Linked DNA regions of Homo sapiens: regions 1, 2 and 4 are each linked to region 3. A link is a loop called in an ENCODE intact Hi-C map of the cell type or tissue named here. Cell type or tissue: mammary epithelial cell. All regions are shown on one strand. Links, peaks and the distances in the headings refer to the core of each region. The heading gives the core; the rest is flanking DNA. Region 1 has its middle 64 kb from the start of LINC00382. Region 2 holds the start of NDFIP2 (Nedd4 family interacting protein 2). Region 3 has its middle 65 kb from the start of LINC01068. Region 4 overlaps NDFIP2 (Nedd4 family interacting protein 2).

What was found. Peaks named below come from ENCODE experiments on the same cell type or tissue, not always from the same donor. Only the 100,000 strongest peaks of a DNase experiment are listed, where the experiment ranks them.
Region 1: it touches region 3 in a loop (4-fold over the local background); 3 of 110 quality-filtered maps call a loop at or near these places.
Region 2: a loop joins it to region 3, with 4 times the contacts of the local background. A loop is called at or near these places in 2 of 110 quality-filtered maps.
Region 4: a loop joins it to region 3, with 6 times the contacts of the local background. A loop is called at or near these places in 2 of 110 quality-filtered maps.

The regions. Positions count from the first base shown.
Region 1 is chr13:79,933,381-79,939,757 of GRCh38, forward strand. No RefSeq gene overlaps it. Among named protein-coding and RNA genes, the nearest start is that of LINC00382, 64 kb to the left of the region's middle. RefSeq lists an enhancer at 2,914-4,113. In mammary epithelial cell, for the core only: no CTCF peak of the experiment used is centred there; a DNase peak (open chromatin) is centred at 3,461; H3K27ac peaks cover 3,357 bases.
Region 2 is chr13:79,478,678-79,485,054 of GRCh38, forward strand. NDFIP2 (Nedd4 family interacting protein 2) reads left to right here and starts at 2,478. Exons shown (of 8, transcript NM_019080.3): 1 at 2,478-2,847. The coding sequence starts at 2,527. NDFIP2-AS1 (NDFIP2 antisense RNA 1) reads right to left here and starts at 2,554. Exons shown (of 3, transcript NR_046685.1): 1 at 2,475-2,554; 2 at 1,159-1,253. In mammary epithelial cell, for the core only: a CTCF peak has its summit at 2,726; DNase peaks (open chromatin) are centred at 2,564 and 4,824; H3K4me3 peaks cover 3,047 bases; H3K27ac peaks cover 3,865 bases.
Region 3 is chr13:79,628,193-79,634,569 of GRCh38, forward strand. No RefSeq gene overlaps it. Among named protein-coding and RNA genes, the nearest start is that of LINC01068, 65 kb to the left of the region's middle. In mammary epithelial cell, for the core only: a CTCF peak has its summit at 3,185 (motif pointing right); a DNase peak (open chromatin) is centred at 3,299; H3K27ac peaks cover 1,270 bases.
Region 4 is chr13:79,545,398-79,551,774 of GRCh38, forward strand. NDFIP2 (Nedd4 family interacting protein 2) reads left to right here. Exons shown (of 8, transcript NM_019080.3): 6 at 2,931-2,997; 7 at 5,620-5,725. The coding sequence ends at 5,723. Among named protein-coding and RNA genes, the nearest start is that of LINC01068, 18 kb to the right of the region's middle. In mammary epithelial cell, for the core only: a CTCF peak has its summit at 3,706 (motif pointing right); no DNase peak of the experiment used is centred there; H3K27ac peaks cover 670 bases.

The DNA.
Region 1 (6,377 bases), core at 612-5,611, 310 kb after region 3:
GTGAGTGGACAGTCAGGCATGGCTGCAGGTAGATTGTACCAGCTGATGGTAGCCATGGCCTCACCCTTACTGCCTGCTTTTCCAACTTAAGAGTGTTTATCATGGAAGCTTCTGTGTCCTGAATTAGGCTTATACCTTAGACTTAGATGTTGGACTGGCTGTTTCTAGCCTCAGGACATTTTCCATCCAATAGTAATACCTGGCTTCTTGCCAGGTGGCCCAGGTATCCTCAAAGGCACATGAGAGATCTCTGTTACTCCCCTTTCTACCACCTTCAGGGTCTAGCTCCATAAGGCACATTGGAACTCCGTGGTAGCCCCAATGCCCTGTTACCCACTCATCTGACGTCCCATTGAAAATGTGTTCTAGATAAAACAGCAATCTCCTGGGAATCTTATCCTGTTACATATTTTTTTTCTGAAAATAATTATCTCCAATTTTATGATATAACACATAGTCATTTAAGCATTATCAAAAGCCTAGGAATTTAAGGCCAGCCAGGGCAACATAGTGACATCTCCATTTCTAAACACCACCCCCCCAACACACAAACTTCCACCTTCTGGTTCTTCCATGAACATTTCCCACTGCCATTTTTTATTTTATTTTATTTGTAGTCAAGAGAGAGAAGGAGACTGAAAAAATAGCATTCATTTTATTGGAAAAGAAACAGCAAATACCCCAAACTGGTTATTAGTTTCTTATAAGTCTATGTCATTCTTTCAATGAATAACAGTTTTATGTTTTTCTCAGCTTAAGGTATAAATTTCTCTGTAGTCTTTTTTTTTTTTTCCTCAAACTCTTTCTTTCCTTTCCTTTTTTTTTTTTTTTTTTTGAGACCAAGTTTCGCTCTTGTTGTCCAGGCTGGAGTGCAGTGGCACAATCTTGGCTCACTGCAACCTCTGCCTCCCATGTTCAAGTGATTCTCCTGCCTCAGCCTCCCGACTAGCTGGGATTACAGATGCGCACCACCATGCCTGGCTAATTTTTGTATTTTTAGTAGAGATGGGGTTTCACCATGTTGGCCAGGCTGGTCTTGAACTCCTGACCTCAGCCTCCCACCCGCTTCAGCCTCCCAAAGTGCTGGGATTACAGGCCTGGCCCTCAAACTCTTAATATTGATGCTTGTATTATGGTTGTTTCTCAAATTTGCTTTAAGAATTGGTCATTTCTGGATAAAGAAAATGTGGCACATATACATATCAAATACTATGTAGCCATAAAAAAGAATGTGTTTATGTCCTTGCAGGACATGGATGAAGCTGGAAGCCATCATTCTCAGCAAACTAACGTAGGAACAGAAAACCAAATACCGCCTGTTCTCACCCATAAGTGGGAGTAGAACAATGAAAACACATGGGAGGGGAACATCACACACCGGGGCCTCTTAGTGGGTGGAGGGCAAGGGGAGGGAGAGCATTAGGACAAATACCTAATCCATGCAGGGCTTAAAACCTAGATGACGGTTTGATAGGTGGAGCAAACCACCATGGCACATGTATACCTATGTAACCCGCACGTTCTGCACACGTATCCCAGAACTTAAAGTAAAATAAAATTAAAAGAAAAAAAGAATTGGTCATTTATTCCTGGATCCCCTTCTCAAGACTCAGAGCATTAGCATAATAAAGGTTTTGAAGGGGAGGAGGTCAGGAGAAAAGATAAAATATTTAAATTACAAGTAATACAGCTATTAGTTTTGAAGTCATAGACTGTAGAAAATAAGATGATATATACATATAATTGATATTGCTCACTGAACCAATTTACTAAAATTAACAACAGTGAAAATTACCAGCCTTTGAAAGATATGCTGCATCAAGACTTTCTATACTCATTAGTTGAAATGATCTCCCTGTAGTCTCTGGAGTTGTAACACACCAATTGATAAACAGGCACTCTTAATACTTGAAGCATGAGCATCCCTGATGATTACAGACAACCACTGTCTCCAGTTTTGCCTGTGGGATATTCCAGTAAAGGTCAAGTCCATAAAATGGAAACATGGTTGGTATGAAAATAAGCTTCTGAAAATAATTTCTGTCATACTGAAAAAAATAACAAACCATCAATTCCAAGCTTTAGAACTTTCTAATTTTTTTGGCAACTGCAACTTTAGCTCTTCTTTATGTAACACTTTCTGCCCTTAACATTCTATTAGTTTTGTGCCTTCAAGTAAACACAATTCACCCACCCTGTCCTATAATTACCTAATGCTGAATAATCAGGTTTGTATACACTTTGGGATTTCATGATTTTTTCTAACACACCTAGAACACAAAATGGACAGATCCATTATGATTATCAGCATTTTCTTTTTTAGTTATCTAATAGTTTCGATCATTTTCTAACATCCTCAGAAAGTCATTTTTACTGTCTTTCCCTGTGTCATGAAGACACTTAAAACCAAGGATACATTGGACTTCACCTTTTTTGTTGTCATTACTGGGCATGACAGGCTTCTGCTGAGTTCTCTTAAGTTGAGCTACTCTTTGATTTGTGAGCAAAGGTTTAAAAGGCTAAAAAGGGGGAAATTGGTTCAATATTTCAAGCACAATGAAACATTTCTTTTGTCACTTTATTTCCCTGCTGTATTAATTTGTGGTTACTCACCTTCTCCTCGGATCCCCAAGGGAACCCCAAATCTGACTCTCTATGATCTGACATATGAACCCAAACATTTCTCCCAATAAATTACATCTCCTGTGTAATAAAACAAAATTGGCTGCTTTGGGGTATAGCAGAATATTTCAGGCACCATTTGGCCACAGTTTGGTTCGTTGCTCATATACATTCTGATGATGGGGATCTCTGTGGCCTAGGTTGGTCTGGGAAGAGGAATGTTGAGTTCACTCACTGGACCAAACAATGCAGGAATGTTTTTTCCCTGTCCATTCACTTAAACAATGTGCCATTCTGTACCTTATAAGCACTTAATTTATTCCAACTCTTTGGCCTGACCTGTAATCCCCTTCTCCTTACCCATCTGACCCATCTGTGTTTCATTTCCCACTCATCAGCATCCAAAGAGCTAGGCCCAGGGCCTGTTTGGAACCATTAGACAGAGATTGGCACTCTTCCCTCTTCCTGCGCCACATCCTCCACTGGAAAAAAAATGACCATCAGATCAGAGAACAGAGCCTGCTTTGTCCCCTGCAACAGGGATCTGGAAGCATTTTCAATCATTTGCACTCTATACCCACTCAAACGCATTAATGTGATCAACATTAGGCCTGTTGTGGGCATTTTTTCCAGCAAATAGCTTGCTAACATTCCAGGCATGTACTTCCCTGAAAACAAGACTGAGACAGGGCCCTGAATATTCAATTGGAAAATCACCAAGAGCAAAAGCTTAGCTTGGCACGGCTGGTGTTGATTCTTAATAAGTGACTTCCTAAAGCTGAGGCATGGGGCTTACAGCGTCAATGACTTGTTTGAAAAATATTTTGTAGGTGCCTCATACCACTCTGTTTCCTGTGGTATGCGTCATATTGTGAGCTATTCCAAGCTGGCCTGGTTAAGCACGCTAAGTTTTTCCCCCCAAGATTGTGGTGTTTAACTAAAAATGTCTTTATACAAGATGAGCTCATAGCTATTAGTGCTGATGTAGTTTTAACTGCTTGGATACCAACTGCAGTCGCTTGAAAATGTACTGCAGAAGGGTAAACGCAAGCAAAAACATATCTCACCCCGTCTAAAATGGCGGGATGCAGTCCCAGCGGCAGCGTTTCTTCAGGGGAGAAAGCTCCAGATTTAAGTACAATGCATACCTTTCACTTTCATTAAAAAGACTTACTGTTCTTAGTACATTACTAAAGTCAAGGTGCTGAAGACATCTGGTACACTGGAATAAAATTAACCCTTTTTATGGCTTCGGGTGTTTTGTAAAACTTGCCAAGGAGCAAAGCTAAGGTAATTGGAGAAAACAAGTGTATCTTTTCAATCAAATTTCCAAAAGGGAAACAAAAAGAGATCCAACGACCTAAAATTCTATCTCTGAGATTAAAGTACATACAAGTAGGATTTGCATAAGGTTCAAATAATAAGATATCGAATATAAAATGTCTTGACAGTTATTTAGAAATCAAAAGATGGGTAAGGGAATTAATACTGTTGTGTCCTCTGTATACCTCACATAGCTTTCGGCCTTTCTACCTTCTACATTGTTCTTCACAGCACTTATGGTGTAGAGATTATTATTTTCCTTTTGCAAACAAGGCCAGAGAATCCCAGAGGGATTCAGTAAGCTCCCCAAGGCCACACAGTTGATTAAGTATAGAAGCAGGATTCGAAATTAGGTCAGTGTGAATAGCAAGCTTGTGTTCTATCCCCTACCTTGCTACTTACAGATAAAAATATTCTCATCTCTATTATGGCTGTAATTGTCTACTTGTTCAAAGGCTGTGTGTTGGCCATGGTGTACTGGGCTAGAACAGGAGATGAATATAAATCTGTGTCATATTCCTTCCTGTCTCCCTCTAGTGAATAGGTTACAGACAGTATCTAGTTTGGGGCCCATACCCAGTAGGTGCCCAGTGGCTATTAAGTGATTAGACATTGTACATGCCATCTCTGAATGATTTGTGTTTCTACAATAGGGCCTTTTATAACAGAGAAGAGAGGGATTGATACTCTGGACACTGCTGGGGCTGTGTTTGCCTCTCGGGGCAAATAATTTTTCTTGGTGCCAGGAGCAGCTCTGACGTGGCTGCTCTGCCCTTATGTGGCCTGGGCCTTTGAGATCCAGAGCAAGAGCCTGGCCTGGTCTGGGATAAGGCAAGAATGCATCAAGGTGGAGCCAGAGAAGCCAGAAGAGGCGACTGTGAATGTCTGTCTATCTCCACGAACGTGTCACTGAGGAGACAGGAGAATGTCTATAGGAAGTGAGCAAGACAATTTCTGAGACAATGAGTTATTGGACAAATGCACTGAATAGCATTATAAAGGGAAGTAGGGACCTCAATTCCCCTCCATATTTAGGAAGGCACATAATGAGGCCCTACCCATGAAGTGGAAAAAGGGGCTTTTGTGTTGGCTATTCTCTGTGAGTAAGTAAGTGTTTTGGCTGTCTGGCTTAGGGGATACAGAATTATGCATCAGGACTATATATTGTGAGTTGATCCCTTATGCGCTGATACGTAGTGCATTATCTAAAGGAAATAACTTGCTTCTTGATTGAGGTTTGCAAACTGGGCATGTTTTCTTTTCACAGTATTAAAGAAATATAAAATTTTTACAAAAATTCCGTGACTTTCACACCTTACAATTTAGTGAGTTAGCAAAAACATCAGTTCAAAATGTTGAACTAAATGACAACTAGGAGATTGGTTTCTGTTCTCAAGTTATAAGTAGTTCCTATTTTCTACCTGAAGCATTAGAAAAAAGCTTACTTCAAGTGAGTAAAAAATACTCATATTGTGAAGCAATTTGGACTTCAGAAGTTTTATCACCACTGGATTGAGACATTGGGGATAAGCCATACAAATATGTTGCTAAACTAATAAAATCTTGAAGATTTAGAAATATATAGATTTCTTTAATTCTTATGTTTTAAAGTTTATGTTTGGAACTATTTAATAAAAAAGCAACATTAGGAAAAAATTTTTTTCTAATGAAAGCAGATAAAGTGGGAGCTGGTCAGAAATCTGTTCAATTCAGGCCTTTTGCAACCTCATCAAAAGTCAAATTATTTTACAATGAATAGTTTTGAATTATTATATTTCTTGCAAGGTGATTTTCTCTCTCTTGTTAGGAAGAGTGACTTCCATTCTTAACAAAGTAACGGGAAAAGAAGAGGTAAGAAAACGTCAACAGGCTAAAATTGTATGATCTATAATGGTGTTTCAGCGTAAATTTGGAAACATTGGCTAGGAGCAGCTGAAGTCCAAAACTCATGATGATCACGTTGATTTGAGTTTTCCCTAAGCCTGTTCCATAACAGGCTTTCATGTTTACCGTAGACATAAATTCACTGTGGTTCTTAAGTAAGGGCTATGTTTGAAAGAAGTGACTAGAATGCCAGGATTTTCTCTCAAGATTACCCCTTCAAGGAAAGCTCCGTGCAACTTTCCTTCCCAGGGCTGCGCACACAAAATTTCAGGAAACAGCAGGTCTTAATTAGGCCTCCAGTTTATAGTTTCACCTGAAAAAATACATTTAAAAAAATCATATATATTCGGCTGTCTAGATTTTTCACGTCAATAAATTCTTGCTAATTAATCACATTAACGGTGCTCCTTAAAAGTTGAAACAGAATCAGAAAACAAACCAAATTCCCCATAAATATCCAACATAAAGACCTATTCACTGATGCATTTTCAGTTTCTAAGAATTTTACAAGTGTTTTTTTCTCCCTAACAGGACACACACATACACAC
Region 2 (6,377 bases), core at 849-5,848, 150 kb before region 3:
TCACATGGGCTTAGTTGTAAAGTGGGCAAAAGAAGCTCAGAATGGCTCTTTTGGGGATGATGAATAAGAATTATTATTTTACATAGATCAAGAAGGTGGGATTTAAAGAAGTCAGATTGGCTCTTTGTGATACATTGCTATCTTTTTATGTCTTCTGCACGTTTCACAGTAGTGGTGGCTAGGAAGAGGAAAGAGACAAGGACTCTTCTTTATTAGGTGCATTATGCTTAATATAGTGCTTAATATGGTGGAGGCTCTGATGTCTGTCATCACCTACTAGTGATTTGGCATTAGCCAAGTTCATGAAACTCCTTGTGCCTTATTTTCCCCCCTCATCTGTTAACCAAGGAGTGCAACTGTGCCTATATCATGAAGTTCTGGTGAGGCTAAAATAATAGATGTATAGTACTGGCTTAGAAAGGGCTCTATACTAGTAAGCTGTTGTTCTACTTCTCCTTCCCCTCTTTCTCTTCCTCATTACAAATACGCTTTCCTGCTGAATTTGTTACTCCACTAGATTAGCAAAATGTTCAGAGAATCTGGGAGGAGGGTAAAATAGAAAGAATCTGTTACTCTATCAGGATTCAAGATGTCTGCTTTTGGTCAGATCTTTGATTTTTACTTTTATGTTCTCAGTGCTGCATTGGGTGTAAGAAATGGTCTCTGCCCTGAGCAGCCATCTATTTGAGAAACAGATGAACACATGAATGATTAATGAAAACACATATGCATATAAAATTAAGTTCTAAATAAATCTTATAGATCGTAAGTGATATAAGGATCTAATTTCAGTTTGCTGATACTGGCTGTTGTTTTGGTCATCGAGAGGCAATACCATTTGGAGTGAAATTGTGAGAGTGAGCGTTTGTACCAGTAATACCAATAAAATGGCATATGTTTATTGGCTTAGAAACTAAAATACATTAAGATCAAAACAAGGCAAGTTTAACAATATTTAAGTATGAGATATCACTGCCTCTTATTGTTAGCACAGTAATGCTTTATGCTATTAGACATGTCAAAACGGCACAAATAGGAAGAGTTGATGAATGCTTTAAAAAGAACTATGAGGAAGGCTTACATTTTTTAGTTGTCAATCTCTCAAAGAGTTTCTGTTTTTATTCTATCTTGCTATTTTAACCAGTTGATTAGGCTCACCCAGTGGCAGTCTTCATTTCAAGGATCTCCTCTGGACATTCATGAAGGAAATAAATGGGGCTCCAGATCCCTTTCCTTCCCTTCAGGGCGCTCCACTGTAAGATCATTTAGGGAAAATGTGGTGTTATGTTAAAAACATAGCTGGGCCACATCAAGCAGCATCATAGTTTTTAGGGTATAGAACGTTGGTCTTCAGGTTAAAAGGTACTTTTCGCTGCTCTGTCATACTCTTCTACTTGCTAGAGAAATATGCTTTATGCCGTGTCATGTGTGGTTAACCAGACAGTGAGATACTACTAACAGTGCTCCCAAGTGATTCCTTGCTGTTAAATCAATTGGAATTATTGAGTATTACCACAAAATAATCCTATCTGATTTCATTACTTTCTTCTAACGTCCTTCCAGTAACCTAGAACTCTAGAGACCTCTTTCTTTGAGAGTTGTCTGGAGAGTCCGTTGGATTTTTAAATCTCTTATTACCAAAAAGTGGAAAAAAGAGTTTAAAAAGTAACCAAAGAGCTAGTGCCTGTAGTCTCAGCTACTCCAGAGGCTGAGGCAGGTGGATAGCTTGGGCCGAGGAGTTCGAGGCTACAGTGAGCCATGACTGCGCCTGCTAACAGCCACTGCACTCCAGTCTGGGCAATATAGTGAGACCCCATCTCTAAAAAAACAACAAACAAAAACAAAAATTACCCCACAGAAGAATTTCAGGGCAGTGGAAATACTCTGTAGGATACTATAATGATGGATACCTGCCATTACACATTTGTTCTAACTCGAGGAGTATACAACAACCTGAGTGAACCCTGAGGTAACTATGGACTTTGAGTGATGATGAGGTGTCAATGCAGGTTCATCAGTCGTAACACATGTACCACTCTGAGGGGGGATGTTGATAATGGTGGGGGGTTATGCATGCGTAGGAGCCAAGTGTATATGGGATATCTCTGTAACTTCTCAATTTTTCTGTAAACTCTAACTACTCTATATTAGTCTTTAAAAAATCGCTTATCTTACGAATGATTTTGAATAAGCGTTTTGGGAATGTTCTAGAGATGAATCTCCTCCCCATGTCCTACGCTGGGTGAGGAAGTGTCGGGTACCCGGGCGACCTGTCCTCAGGTGTTCTAGGAACGCGGCCCCATCCCTTGTCAGCCTCTGTCTCTGTGTGGTGAGAAGGCGCACTGGCTCGTGCCTGCGCGAAACTCGCGCACACAGAAAAGACCAATCAAGGACGGGTCATTCCCGCCCCCCGCGCGCCTTTTGCGACCGCCCACTCGACAGGTTGACAACCTAGACAGCTCCCCCGGACTTGCCTTACTTTTCCATCTCCTCCCACCCAGCTATACCCTCCCACTGGCGGCGCGGATGGCACGCCGGCGGAGCCAGCGAGTCTGCGCGAGCGGTCCGAGCATGCTCAATAGCGCGCGCGGCGCCCCGGAGCTTCTCCGCGGAACCGCGACCAACGCGGAGGTCTCGGCGGCCGCTGCGGGAGCCACAGGAAGTGAAGAGCTTCCGCCGGGAGACCGCGGCTGCAGGAACGGAGGCGGAAGGGGCCCTGCGGCGACGACGTCGTCGACGGGGGTGGCCGTGGGAGCTGAGCACGGAGAAGACTCCCTCTCTCGGAAGCCGGATCCCGAGCCGGGCAGGATGGATCACCACCAGCCGGGGACTGGGCGCTACCAGGTGGTGAGTTCCCGGCCTCCTGTGCCTCCCGGGACTGCCTCCCGCCGCGGCGTCCCGAGAGTCCCTTTCCTCAGGTTATTCCCGGAGGAAAAGCTGTGGCTTTTTTTTGTTGTGTTTTGTTTTGTTTTTTTGGATCTTCTGGCTGGAGCTGCTTCACTCGCCTCACCTGCGCACTCCTGCCTAGGACTCCTTCGAAACCCTTCTCTCTCGCCCCAAGTCTGCTTAGCTCCTCACCCGCACCCTTAGCCCCGCTGTGAGACGCCCTCCCTCCACACACCTTACAACTTGTATCCGTTTTAATTTCTCACTTTATCATTTTCTTATTCTCTGACTCAGTCACTCCTGAGACATTCTAGTCGATTGTCTACTGGAAATGGGGCTGACTTCACATACCTGCCCGGAAGGTGATCGCCGTCATAAATGGGGTGGGTGAGTAGGTGGGTGGAGGTGTAAGTACTGCGTGGGGTGGGATGTGGATTTGGCAAAAATGTGGGTTAGGAATTGTGGAACTGTAGAGAAAGACTAGCCATAATGCTGATCTTGTCTCTCTGCTCGTTAACCTTGTCATTTTGTCCTTTTCCATTATGTTAGTATTAAAAATGACTGTATTTTTTGGTAATCCCCACTTTTTCTTTCTTTCTTTCTTTCTTTTTTTTTTTTTTTTTTTTTTTTTTGGTTAGAGGGGAAACAGAGGTAGTTTTAGTAGAACAAATTCTAATCTTGTTTGAAAAATTATTTTTCGTTAAATACAAGGTTTTCCAGCTTAACTGTGTAAACTTTGGTAACTATGTTGAAAAAAGTGAAATGTGTTCCTCTATATTTTCAGTGTCAATTTTTAAATATATTTTTCTTTGTGTATTCTGGTGGTGACGTTGGAGATTCCTGTTGTAAACCTTAGTTAAAGATGGACTGAGCAATAGTTGACTCTGCTGTTGTGCTGTTGCAGCTAGGTAGCATGTCATTCTACAAACTTTCAGCCCATTTACTGAGGGAGAGGAGAAAAACAATACATAGCACTGGTGATGCAGTTTATGGTTTATAAAATTTTACAAATTTAGGTATGTTAGTCCCAGGTTTCAACTTTCAAATCTATTTGCACATGTAAGACAGGTTATAAGCCAAGACTTTCTATTAATAAGTACATTTTGGCAAATATGAAGGAACTGTAAGATGAGATCCTAAAGTATGTAATTTTGCATTTTTCTAAGATAAAAGCTCATGAGGCTTCCATTTTCAATTGGTTTGCATTCCTTAAAACCTACAAAAGGTCCATATTCCGAATTCTTTGAAAATTTATCAGCTTTTCTCAACAACTTGGGAAATACTGTTTCTCCCAGTATGGAAAGCGTTTTTCAAGTTGTCAGTGTACACCCTTTTGATGGTTTGAAAGGCATTTCTAGGTTTGTAAATGTTAGCAAAAATAAAATGATATAAATATTGAATAATATCAGCAGTGAAACTTGTTTCATTTTTCCTACAGACGTCACTACCCAAAACACTGTTAATTTATGTAGCTCTCAGTTTTAAGATATTTGTTTTCCCAACAACTCCTTTCAAAATAAATGGGCATATTTTATTGCTGCCCCCTCCCCTCGTTTTTTTCAAACTGACGATGTGTCCTACATAGACTTTGAATGTTCCTTGAGAACAGAGGGCAAAAATCAGTTCTTCTAAAGATAAAGCCTACCAGTCCCTCTAAAGGTAGTACTTTAGGTAGGACATCGATCTGTTCTCCTTGTAAGGCAACTTACAACTAACATTGTAAGGCAATGTTAGTGTTAGAGTTACACAATTTACGTAGTCATTTAACCTATCTAGTATAACTCTTGGTTTTGTTTATAATGGCCTGATTAATAACATCAGTGTATGCCAGAGAAAAAGCTGAATTGACATTTTCAATAGACTTTTTAAACTAGGGATCAGTCTTCAGCTCTGGCTTATATGATGAACACAACTATTTTGTGGTTGCCTTTAGCTCAGTTTTTGGGAAAACTGGAATGCTTAATAAACTGGAGCAATAAACCACTTGAGTTGTTGAATGTTAAGGGATGACTAAGTCAGGAGATAGGCAAGTATACTTAGGGGTGAGATGGTATGCAATGTTAATTTTTCACTTACTTAAAGAGTTTAAAAACAGCTTTTCATACTGGAAAGCTAGCAGTGATGCTCAGGGTCATCAGAAGGACTTACTACCATTAGCCAATGCACAAGCTTTATCTAGAAACTGCTTTTTCTGTGATCTCTTCTTTCCTTTCATTGTTAAAAGCATCCAAAATTTATTGAGTAAAGCAGTGGATAACAGTTTAGAGCTACAAAAATTCTTGATTGTTACCCTTCTAATTTCAGAAAAAGCCAGGTATGACACGTAATTTTATGGGAAATTCAGTTTTGTTTGTTAGTAAATGAGCAGTGTTGCTAACTATGACGAAGTTGACTTGGCTTGCAGCTGCTAGACCACATTCTAACTTTGATGTTCGTTATTTTATTATTTATTTATTTATTTATTTTTATTTTTTGAGATGGAGTGTCTGTCACTCAGGCTGGAGTGCAGTGGCGTGATCTCGGCTCACTGCAACATCCGCCTCCTGGGTTCAAGTGATTTTCCTGCCTCAGCCTCCTGAGTCACTGGGACTACAAGTGTGGTGCACCACACCTGGCTAATTTTTGTATTTTAGTAGAGATGGGGTTTCAGCATGTTGGCCAGGCTGGTCTCGAACTCCTGACCTCAAATAATCTGCCCGCCTTGGCCTCTCAAAGTGCTGGGATTACAGGTGTGAGCCACAGAGCCCGGCCAAAGTTCTCTATTTTAAAGGATTATGTACCTGTACCAAGCTGACTTCTAAGATTGTACCTGTACCAAGCTGACTTCTTATTCTGTGTACAAGTTAAATTGGCAGTGTTGATTGTAGCAGTAATTTCCCAAACTGTATTTCAGAATGATAGTAAGTGTAACTGGAAGATTTATAATACATTAGCATATTAAAACCATGAAAAATTCTGCAGTAAAGACAGTGATTTGGATTTCTTTAACCTAGCTCTTCCTAATCTTTGTTTTGTTTTGTTCTTTGTTTTTAAAATTTTAAGATTATGTTAACATTTCTACAATATCAATTTTCTATGGAACATAATTTGAAGTATTCATTCTACAAAGATCTGAGTACTTTGCTCTTGTATCTGGGGAATTAGAGTTGCCCTCGATAAATTAGCTGAGAAGGAGGCTTGAAGGAGGCCTGACTATTAACGGGTAAAAAACCTACAGGTTTTAAAGCCATCTGGGCTTATATATTAGATTGTGCTGTTTGCAATTTGTGAGACCTTGCTTAGTTACTTTACATCTTGAAGCCTCAGTTTCCTTATATTAGTATCTACCTGACAAAGATTATTGTGAGAAATAATATAATACATGTGTAAAACATGTAAAGACTGGTACATGATAAATAAGTACCCTTTTTACAAGCTAATAAGTTAGTGTGTTAATGTTTCACGGTTTCTGGCAAAAAAGAGGTGACCTCCAGGTTAAAGACTGATCATTA
Region 3 (6,377 bases), core at 494-5,493:
GTGTGAACCTGGGAGATGGAGCTTGCAGTAAGCCGAGATCACGCCACTGCACTCCAGCCTGGGCGACAGAGAGAGACTCCGTCTCAAAAAAATAAAATAAAAAAAAGAAGAGAAAAAAAATGCACTGTAGTCTACAAATCTTTTTTTCTCCTCCACTTTATGACCTTATATATGCCACTGTACAACTTATAAACTGTAATAACCTTAGTATTGGGATATCAGGAATGTGACTTTTCCAATTAGAAATGTCTGTCCATGTGATTCTCATTGCCAGGAACACGATTATGTAAACAGGATTGTGGGAAGGTTAAAAAAGGCTGCTAGAACTTACTAGTTTGCTGAAACATAGAACGCTTCTATCAGTTTTCTGTGATCTTGGCCATGGTAGAGGACACACCTCATTAACTTTTTGCCATCTTTTCTTCAGTGTATTTTCCTCATCGGTTTTGGTTTCTGTCAGTCAGTGTCACATGGCACTTCCGGCTTCATCCCTACTTGACAAGGTTAAGCCAGTTGATGCTCTGCAGTTCTGTTGAGCTTTATTTTCCTTAGATTTCTCCTGATAACCATAAAGTGAACTCTAGAGTATGTGTTAGGGACTGAAAAGAAGCCAAAATATTTTTATTAGAGTTTGTATTTCCACATTCACTAATTTTCTGAGCAGCAACAATGTGTCAGTGTCCTCTTTGAAAAAATATAATTAGGATGAAAACATTAAAAAAAATTTTTGCTCCATGTTAAACAAAATTCAGGAATAATCTTTACTGATGACATCTGCTTTTTATGCAGTCTTCAAAGTGAACCTATTTAGAGTTTCTCTTGCCCTCTCACTTTTTAGAATATAACTTGGCATTTATTCTGTAGCTCTCTGCTTTGACATATTCTGAGCTAATATGGAAATTGCTATGATCAGTTTGATCTTTAAGCTTTGGTAGATATTTTAGGACTATTTGCATTTTGTATTAAGCGTTAAAATAAAGATAGATAATGCTTTCTTTAACTCTTATTTTGTGGTAGACAGACATAAACATGACCAACAGATATTTTGATGAAGTTCAGATTATAGCAGAGAAATAAATGTAGTCCTCTGTACTAATCATGACTCTTTTCCTATTACACAGAGGGTGAGTGTGATCGACACACTTGATGTTGGTGTGATGTTCTTTCAGCACACTGTTAATCATCTCCTTTGTCCACTTTAGCTGATGCATTATTTTCTCAGTATTTGGACATAGGTATACTGAAAGATCAGTGATCTTTATTTTGTTATTTTGATAACTGGAGCGGATTATGAATAATTTCCATAAACCAAAGTCCAGTGCTTTTTAATGGTTTGTAGGACCATAAGAAAAAACTTATTCTGAAAAGTTTATTGTGAAGTAAAGCAACTTTCCAGAGTTCATATTTGGGAACAGTTAATCAGGATAAAGTATCACTTGTGTATCATAAACAGTTCTAGCCATGAAACAAGATGGCAACTTCTGCCAAACTCTAGGGATGGAGCAAGGTGATATATTATTGGCGTTGAGGGTATGGAGGGAAGAGAGTGAAAACTGGGATGGAATTGTGTGAGGCACAGTTGTTTCCCATAAATTCATGGATAAAGGAACAAGTTTAGGTCCAATCCCAGGGAGAAGTCAATATGGAAGTTCTCATCTGCCAGGGAGAGGTGATGGTGCACCTTAGACATTTTTTTTTCAGTGACGGCAATATTCTGCATCAAAAATAATAAGGTTATGAATTTGGGTTTTGTATCAATGAAAGGGCTACTGAAACATGAGCCCATAGGAATGCAGATTGAACTCTGGAGGAACTAGCTAAAACTAAGAGCTTGGGTCCTATCTTCAAAGTGAACTTTAAGTGAAAACTAGCAGCTGGCTACCTGAAGAAAAGAATCCATTTGCAAGTGTACCAGGATGCCCAAATCTCAGTGACCCAGGAGAGAGGTTGCAGGTAGAAAAGAGCATAATAGGTAGCTGGAATGTGATGAGGGCAAGTGTGAACTATCATGAAGTAATGTGAGGTGAACTTGATGGACGCTATGGGCTTGATCTTTTTTCTGTCCTTTCTCCTTTAAAGCCAGTTTGAGTCCTACCAGCAGGTTTAACCTTTCCTGAAGTATAAGTCCATTTCTGATTTTCAGTAGGCGATCCCTCTAGGTTGGCGTTTCTCAACTCAGCAGTACGTCATTCCTGCTGATTAGGTAGAAGTGACGTTTTAGTTTTGATAACTGAGCTTCACTATCTCAATCTAGATTCATATCCAGCTCTACCATTTAGCAAGTAATCCAGAACAAGTTACTTAAACTTTCTGAGTCTCAATTTCTTTCTATGTAAGTTGCTCAAAAATAATACTTCCCTCTTAGGGTTTTTGAGAGGTGTAGGTGCGATCATGTATTTCAAGTACCGGACACACAGTGGGTACTCAGTGCTGGTTCTTCTCTTTTTTTGACAGCCTCATTGTCCATTTCAGAGTGACAATAATCATGGAGAGCGAACAGGACAGGGCTAGAATTCCTATTCTGTAGATACAGAAACTAAGCCTTGGATGGTTGTGAGTTACATCAAGTGGCTACTGGGCAGAGGAGGAGGCAGCATGAAAAACCAATGCTTCTGACTTCTGTTCAATGCCTTTTGCATTCAGAGGTGCTGCTTTTACCCCTGACCAAAAAGAAAGTAAAAAGAATCAAGATACAATTTGCAAGAAAGCATCTACCATCACTTGTTATGTATTCCTTTTAAAATGTTGGTCAAAATGGCTAAGTAGCTTGTGGTTCTTTCTTCTTTGCTCAATTCCTGCCACTGATCTTTTCATGTTCATTTTTCCATGGTGAACGCACATGCTACTTGGGAAGGAATAACAACCATTTGGCAATAACCAAGCTGTATTTAGTTTTCACTATGTAGCAGTCCCTGAAAGTATTTTAAATGTTTACTTATTTATGTCCTTCATCCACATTTTAGGATGATAACATGGAAATAAAGAGAGCTTACATGAGCCCATGTTTGTAGAGCTAGTAAGTGACAGATTGCGAGTTTGACCCAAGTCTGCCTGGCATCGGAGCCCCAAACTGCTTATTTTCTTAATTACCTCTTTATGCAAGTGCTTAGTACACTTTTAATTTATTGCCATCTGTCTTAGCATTTTATATTGGTAAGCTAAATACCTGTTTATACTAGCTTGAACTGAAGGGGGCAGAGCCTGCCCAAAATGAAAAGAAGACTAGATTTCCAACTTGATGCCAACTGGAACAAGTTGGAAAACTACTCTGCTGTGGCCTCGGGCTATTTTTTATGAAAAAGGAAGGATGACTCAGAGGGTAGAACCAAGAGCATAGCATACAGTCAGGAGGCAACAAGAATTATTCACAGGGAGGAGGACTTGACTGGCCTATAATCAAGAAAGTGGTCCTGGCTTGTTCAGTAAGATAGAGACAGAGAGAAAGAAAGGAGGGAAAGAAGAGGATAGGAAAGGAAGCTAGAAAAATATCATTTATTTTAGATTATATGATTATTCACATATAAAGTCCCAAATAATTTATCAATAAATTATTAAATTTCATAGGTTAAGATTAAATTCTCAAGGCCTCCAGGTAGATGGCCAAATAATTTTTAAAGGTGAAAGACTGGCATTAGACTTTTTTTTTTTTTTTGAGTCAGAGTTTCACTCTTGTCACCCAGGATGGAGTGCAATGGCATGATCTCGGCTCTCTGCAACCTCCCTGTCCCAGGTTCAAGCATCCTCCTGCCTCAGCCTCCCTAGTGGCTGGGATTACAGGTGCCTGCCATCATGCCCAGCTAATCTTTGTATTTTTAGTAGAGATGGGGTTTCACTGTTTTGGCCAGGCTGGTCTCAAACTCCTGACCTCAGGTGATCTGCCTGCCTGGGCCTCCCAAAGTGCTGGAATTACAAGCATTAGCCACCGTGCCCTGCTGCATTAGACTTTTGAAAGCTCACAGACAAAGTAAGAAAAGAAAGCACACTGAAAAAAAATCTGTGAAAAAAAGTGAAAGCCAAGGATTTTTCATCCAACTAAGGTATCTGTCAAATATGAAGCCTATAGAAAAACAATTCTCAACATACAAGGAATTAGGAAATTCTGTACTCATCATCTCTTCTTGAGGAATCTACTAGAGGATTAAATCCCACCAAGTGCTGATTGGAAAAAGTTCAGCAAAAGGACTGATGGCGAACACTTGAAAATATATAAATGTGCATCTAAGACTAAATGTAAGTAGGAATGAGGATGGAAAATGAATTTACAAATGCCATATACTGTAACAAAATAGAAATAATGCACCAAAAAATTGGGAGATGAAGGGAAAAAGAAAATGGAAAAAGCTCATTGTTGTATAGGCAACAGGTGGACATAAAGGATACTGGGGTGGCATCTCAAATCACTGGGAGAAAGGCAGGTTTTTAACAAATATGCTAGAACAACTAGATCGCCACTTGGAAAACAATAAATTTAAATGTATACCTTGCACCATACATAAGAATAAACTGCAAATTATAGATTAGGATCTAAAGTGTAAAAAATACTAAACCATTCAAGTACTGGAATAAACTATGAGTGAACTCTTATTAACCTTGAGCTCTCATTAAACTTGATATAGGGAAAATCTTTATAACTATGACTCAAAATCCAGAGACAAAAAAGATTGAAAATCTGACTATATAAAAATAAAAAAATTTGAATAGAAAAGCAGCCCCATATCAAAAGCACCACCAAAAGGCAACTGATGAACTGGAAGAAAATTCACCACACATCGCAGAGACAAAGAACTCTTAAAAGTTGAGGGACACAAGATCAAAAACCTGATAGAAAAATTAGAAAAAGAATGAACAAACAATTTACATTAAAAATGATACAAAAGTGGTCCTTAAACATCTAAAGCCATTCAAATTAAATCATAGAGAAATACAAACTAAAATAGCACAGAGATAACAGTTCTCATTTTTAGAGTGGTAAAAATTAAAAAGCAATAATATTTTGTGAGGTTGTGCAGAAATGGGCATTCTCATACATTGCTAGTGGGAATGAAAAATGGTACATCACTTCTAAAGGGATCTATGGCAAGACCTAGCAAAACTACCTATTCTCTTACTTTTTGGCTCAGAGATTTCATTTCTAAGCATCTGTCCTGACTATAAACCTCCAACAATATGAACATTCATATGCACAAGACTATTCATTGAGATATTGTCATTGCAAACTATTGGGAATATAAACGTCTATACATAGTGGAATAGTATCATAAATTATGGTATATTCACCCAACAGAAAACCATATAGCTGTAAAATTGAAGGATGGTGATTTCTGGGAAGTGACTAGTGATTTTCAGGATATACCATTAAGTGTGAAAGCAAACTACTAAAGAGTATTAAAGTGTGACAACAATCATATGAGAAAGAAGGAGATATAAGAAAGTATGTATCTGCTAGTTCATGCAAAATATAAGATAAATCTGTAAACAAGGAGATTGGTTACTTACAGAGGTAAATGGAAAGAGGGTAGAGAGAAGGGAGGAATGGGAGTAGAACAATGTGGATTAGGAAGAGGTGTACTCTTCAATGAATCCAACTTTTCTATAGCTCTGACTCTAATAACCATAGTAATGTCTCATATAACCATAGTAATGTTTCATGTACTAAAAAATTAAGTTAACCAGGATATACAGATATAAAAATGGAATATAAATAGCAAAAAAAAAAATGAACCTAACTGCATTACAAATAAATAACATTTTACTGAAGGGGATGAGGAAGATAAGGCCTGATCTGAGTAACTCTGGAAAAAGTGTATTTTAACTGGGTATCACAAGGCTGAAGACCAAAAAACAAAAGCAAAACCAAAAACAATCCTGTATACAAACACCATACTCTAGTTGGTAAATCTATAAGAGTATGGATTAGTAATTCAGTAACTATTTTATGTGTATAATAGGATTGAAGGAATAAATGAATGTGTGATAGATAATGAGAGTCAGGTTTCCCATGGTCAGAAATAGAAATATAAAAATAAGGAAAAGGGGAAGGCTGCAATGAATATTGTGCTGATTGACAGTATCATTATGAACTCAAATTATTTAACATAAATGCATACAGATATAGAAATAGAGATATATGTATGAGTCAGTACACATGCATATGTTTCTTATCTGTACATGTTCAGAAAGCATAGGGGCAATGGCACCACAGAAAAGTAAGCCTAGCATTCAAATATTTGTTTCCAAATACTATTATTCTCCAGTAAGAGGAACTAGGGATTCTCTAGTTGAATGCATGACTGGGCCAGGGAATATGCAAGATGAGCCTGTACCATTTTGTGGTAGCAGAAAAAAAATGAAGTGATTAAGAAAAAAAGGTAAAAAAG
Region 4 (6,377 bases), core at 869-5,868, 82 kb before region 3:
AAGACTAGAGTTTCTTACAGTTTTGTAAGGTAAATACTGTCATCAAGTTTGATCACCAGGACTGTTTAGTTTCCCTTAAAATACTTTTACTGAGTTAGAGTTAATGTTATGCCTTTAGTGTGTACTAAGAAGTGTTATAAGAAAAGGACTTAAAAAAATCTTTTGTATAAAATAACAATAACTGCCATTCATTTAACCCTTAGTGTATGCCAGGCATAATTTGTTACAAGCAACGAATTTTCAAACTTTAACTGTATCTCTGATGCTGGTGATGATCTAGCCATTTTATTGGTGATGAAACTAAGAATAAAAAGAGTCAAATAATTTGCTCAAGGTCCCACAGTTGTTTTTTTTGTGGAGACGGGGTCTCACTCTGTCGCCCAGGCTGGAGTGCAGTGGTGCCATCTTGGCTCACTGCAACCTCCGCCTCCCGGGTTCAAGCAATTCTCCTGCCTCATCCTCCAAGTAGCTGGGACCATGGGCACATGCCTCCACGCCTGGCTAATTTTTTGTATTTTTGTAGAGACAGGGTTTCACCGCGTTGCCCAGGCTGATCTCAAGCTCAGGCAATCTGCCTGCCTTGGCCTCCCAAAGTGCTAGGATTACAGGCGTGAGCCACCGCGCCAGGCCAGTCTCACAGTTTTTAATGTGAATTGACATCTACCTTGGTCTCAATTCATTGCCTATTTTCCTATTTCTGTACTGCCTCTGTTACACTGTACTTTGACTTTTACTATAATGCTCCAAGTAAAACATTCCTCTTAGAGTTTAGTGCTGAGAGAAAAGTTTTCTCCTAAAAACCTGGTGTTCCCTTTCATTAGACAATAAGTAATTTATAAATCATACTGCCGCTGTCCATTTTGTATCTGAGCTGCGATGAACCTCGGATTTTGTGTAAATATCTTTAGCCTAGCCTTCTGATACTACTTCTATCTAAGGTTTTTTATTATGTGGTTAAAAATACATATGTGTTTTATTAAAAACTAACAAAGTACATTTTGAAAGTAGACAGGATGTAAACAATGAAATAGTGATGTTACATTAATATAATAAAATCAGATGAATTCATAATGTTCATTAATTTATTTTCCAAAATTTGATTTCTCTAGCCTGTGACTGGCCAATCAACATGATTGGTTTACTTATATGAAAAAAACAACAGTTGGCTTAGGCTTATGATTTTAGTATTTTAAAACATTTTTGCTAACACAGTAATGAGTCCAAAAGCATTTCTTTATCCTTTTTACATAGCAAATCCTTCTCTTTGACATCAGGGTGAAGGTAATTATATTTTTCACTAGGGAGTAAATAAGAACTAGTTTTATGGTAAACATTTTTGGTGAAGAATGACTGTTCTTGATGTTCAGGTTACCTGTTACTGGGTAACACGCAGAAATTTAAAAAATGTATTGCCTTTGTTCTTTATTCTTTTTTGTTCTTACAGCCTTTAAGACCTATATGAAAATGTTGTATTTCTAACTGTTAATCACTTGACTAAAAAATAGTATAGTACCATCCTGTATAAGCTGTATCTTTTCAATTTCAAGTCCCTCCTTCATTGTACATATATTTTAAAGATGTAGGTGTACATGGGATTTATGTTTTTAGTAGTACTTTGAAATTTTAAATCTCTGAAATTACTATAAATTTTAAAAAATTACTATAAAATTTAAAATATGAAATTACTATAAATACTGAAATTACTATAAATGGTTTATTTATTAATTGGAAATACTTCCTGAGAAAATACTTAAAAGGCTATAAAAAACAGACTTAGATAATCTTTATTTGATATGCTTACTAAATGATAACATTATTTACAATTTGTAAGCATTTTTTATTTTTGCCACAGCCTAGGATTTTTAAGCTTATATAGAAATTACCAACAAATAATTGGAAATCTTTACTTATAAAGTTACAAATACTTTTAGTTAGTATTAGATTTGAGAGCAAGTCTGCATTTAGTGGAATCATTTTTAGTTACATCAGATTCAGTTTGCAGACCAGTGGAAACAGGGTGGGTAAACACAAGCTAATTTTTAACAGTTTTAGAGTAGGTTATATTAAACACTTTTTAAAAAGTAATCATTTGAGGCATTGTTTTAGGTGCTAAAGTTATCTGAAGTAACTGAAGAAAATTAGATTGATTTTTTAAAAAACCTTTTAAAATTAATGAAGTGTGATGTCTAGAGTCTAATCAAGGAAAGGATAACTGTGTCCAATATCATCAAATTCTGCCTTCCATCTGCCTGTTCATATTCCCACACCACGGAGAATATAAAACTGTCTACCATGGCCACTAATAGGAACTGTTGAAATGCCACTTTAAGGTTCATTTAGCTGTTCTCAGCTCTCTGTTGGGAACTGAATGCTAGAGCATCTAGTTTGAAAATAAAAAGACTCTAATGGGGGTCTTTATGCACCTAGTATTTTTGGCAGTGATTAACAGTAGGGGGTGTACAGAAGGTCAAAAGCTCTTCTTTTGGAGGTCAGCAGAACACCCCCATCTGATAAGATTAAACTAATGTGGCTTTTGGTGTTAATATCTGAAGCAGCGGGTTGCTGTAGTGTGTTTGGGATGGTAGTTGTGGTTTTGAGAGATTATGAAAAAAGGACTGACGTGAAATTTCTAATAAGAAAATGTGTGATTCAGACATACAGCATTTACTGTTTCTTGCGGGGAGTTTGAAACTGGTTTTTGTTTCTAAAAATACTCCAATTTTTTTTTTGCTATTGCATAAGATGATTTTTTCTCAAATAATTTATATATGTGTATGCTGTGTATGCCATTAAGTGTTTTTATTTTTCCTTTGTGCCATTTTTAAGTGTTAAAGATTATTTGAAGTAAATCATTATGAAACTGAAGATAATTTATGATTTTCAAATTCAGGTGTATGAATTCGGTTAATATATTTATGTTCACTCCATAGTTTTCTGATTATTTTACTGGATATTTCAATGGACAGTATTGGCTTTGGTGGATATTTCTTGTACTTGGTAAGTTTATTCTTAATGCATTTAGTTTAACTTGGATATTTCCAAAAACTGTAAGATGTAAATAAACTGTGTTGCAATTTATGTGGAAATTATTTTTCTTCTGTAAAATTCTCATATTCAAACACATCATCTCACGTTTTTAAACTATTCTATATAGCACTACAGATTTCTTAGATTTAAAATCCAGAGGCTATCAGTGTAAAGAGTCAGTGGCGGGATGATAATTGAATGCTAAAAAATTTTAAAATAACAACGTGATAAAAAATTGTCTTTAGCATTTATCTCAGAAAACATACACAAATGACTTCTTTTAATGATCTTAGGAAATTTGAGAGTTGGATAGTTTGGTTGTTCTATCTGTTCTCTTATTTTTTGATCATGGAAACATTCTTTATGCTTTTGAAATGTGCCTTGAATTAATCATTAATCAGCCAGGCATAAGGAAAGGCTTTATGCCTAATGATCACAGTGCTTCTGTTGAGTTGTCTTCCTATAAGACGTGTCTTTTTATTAATATTGATGGAATTTTATGGATTTTCAATTTTTGTTCCCTTTTGTTTTTTACCTTCAATGTGAGATAATTAAGTTAATCATTAAATCACATTATATCTTTAATCCACATTTCAGATGTATTTGCTGACATAAGGAATACCTTTTGTTTCTAGTTAAGAGTAAAAGCCCATGTTTCACTCAGAATTTTACCAGAAAATAACAGCATTTCAGTAGGTGGCAGTCTTCTCTCTGAGTTTTTATTTAGTCATACTGTTGGATCTTTAGGATCTTTTGGGAAACAAATTATTGTTAGTCAGATAAGGTCACTTAATTCTTTAATAGCTATATTGAAATTATTTTAGTGTTGTGACTTTGTTGAGATGCATCTGGAGGTGAAGCCAGTTTTATATTATGTGTTCTAACTGCCTGAATGCCGTGTTCTTTATTGAGTTTCTTACCTAAAAGTGAGAAGGTTTATAAAGTCTATTAAGTATTTAAGCATATTAAATGAGTACATTTGTGTGTATATATATATTATTTAGAGATTGGAGGAATCTTAAGGAGGTTAGTGTGGGGCAGAGTAGAATACAGAGGACAATGCCAGTTCCACTTCAGAGCCATAATCTAGTGTTTATTTATTTAGGGGAATGTGAAAATGTAATCAGTGATAAAAATGTTGCTCTCACATATGCTGAAAAGAATGTTGAGCACTTTGTAGAATGCTGAGAAACAGTAGCCACTGAGCGATTGGTTTTTAGGTATGAACTGGGTGGCTTCTTTTAGAAAATGCCTGAGAAGTAAAATGTGTGTTAGAAAACAGCAGCTTTAGAGACAAAGGAAGGGATCCCACAAATAAGTTGGTTTACATTTTTCAATAATATTTTTACATTTGGATAACAGTATTATTATCTTTGAACAGCATCTGGAAGGGCATGAGGGTGGAATTCAGAAGGAGTCCCAAAAGGAGGGAGTTAGGATATGGGAAGCAGATGCGATTGGGTTTAGCTGTAATTTATACCATTTAAGTCATCATTTGTATCTCTCTTCTGTCTTTCCTCTCCAATTTACTACACACATGCTTCTTGTTTTTAGTGATTTGATTACTGTCTTGCAGTTGGGGTACAAATTTAGTTTGAGACTTCATATTTTAAATTCACAAACTCCTTTTCCTCCTGGTGAGGAAAGTCATACACATACAGTAGATATCTTCTGTTTTTGTTTTTGGATCCCCCCCACCCTGTTTTCCTGGTTAAAAATTTGCTGGAGTTAATAAATGTTTCCCTAAGAATCATATGCTTAAGTATTTCAAAGGCTTATACTAGTAATGGTAATGTTTTATACTTATCTAATATTTTTTATGTGAAACTTTAGAGAATTTTACAGGTATTGCTTTTTAAATTATTAAATATATTTGTGGTTGTTATTTTAAAATACTACTTTACAAAGGAGAAAACTGAGGTAGATATAAGATGTATCCCAAATAATCTAAATCATTAGAGTGACTGTCTTCCAAGTTGTCTTTTCTAACTCATCTTAATTTTTTATTATAAGTTAGTTTTTTATTATTACTTCAAAATAAGAACTCATAATTAAAAATATGTACATAATGCACGTATCTTCAAATACAGATTTCACAGATGACAGGCACTTGATATTACTATACAGGCTTATTGTTTTTTTCCTCATAATTGTTAGTAACCTCATGTATATATTTCCTTTTTATCTACTTTATATAAATAAATATGTCTTAGTTCACCCAGTAGTTATATTAATTGAAAAGATTGAGCCCATGGGTTCAATGGGGTTTTTATGAGTTGAATCAGTTTAAGTGCGTCAGGTAACTTTACTATTGAAGAAAATCACTTAAATGTATATTTTTATGTAATTCTGGATTTTTATAGCTAGATTTGCTTTAATTTTGGTACATCTAGGCTTAACAAATTGAAAAATTGTATTTCCTTGTGACAGAGTTTATCCTTATAGTGTAAAATATATTACAGAAATGAATGGAAGTCTGCAAGTAAAATTCCTTAAGCCAAGAGGATCTTGTTTATAATTGTCTACTTTAAATTTATCTTGCCCTTTTCTGTATAAAAACATAGTATATCCATATTATTTCAACCTTCTCAGGCCTGCTCCTTTTCTTCAGAGGATTTGTTAATTATCTAAAAGTCAGAAACATGTCTGAAAGTATGGCAGCTGCTCATAGAACAAGGTATTTCTTCTTATTGTAGAGGTAAGAAATATTAATCTGTGAACTCTGCCTATTCCCTTTATGTATTCAAATTTGCCAGATACATATTAAATGCCTAATGTGTATTCATGATTTTTACTGTTAGCATATTTAATATTTTTTAATACTGCTAACAGTCAGCTTATTGAAATTTGATAAGTCATAGACCTTTTTAGATAACTTTTAGATTTTTAAAATTGAATTTCATAAATTTTAATTTTTAAAATACATAGCGAGTGAACTGAAATTTTGAATCAGACTTTTAAAACTTCTCTTTAAAGATTAACCATAGAATGTATATGAAGTAACCACCAGCACAAAATTTGAAGGCTTGAAAAAACAAAATATGACATAGTACTTAGACCGAAGGAATGAGCATTTTTGTCTAAAACAATATGAAATTCACATAGACATCTGGTGGAGAAAAAAATCTGATTGAAAAACAATTTGTCTTGCAGTCCTTTTAACAGTCTGGATTAAGGAATAAAAGTCATGTGAAGAAAATAGTTCTGTTATTGTTTTCTTAATGTGTGCTGATTTTTTATCAACTATGAAGGCTACAACTTGAATAAGTAGGAATATGAAGAAATGAGTAGAAGTTGTCTTACTGGTTATCCAGTGAATTTCTGGAGGTCGTGGGTATAGTAATAGTATT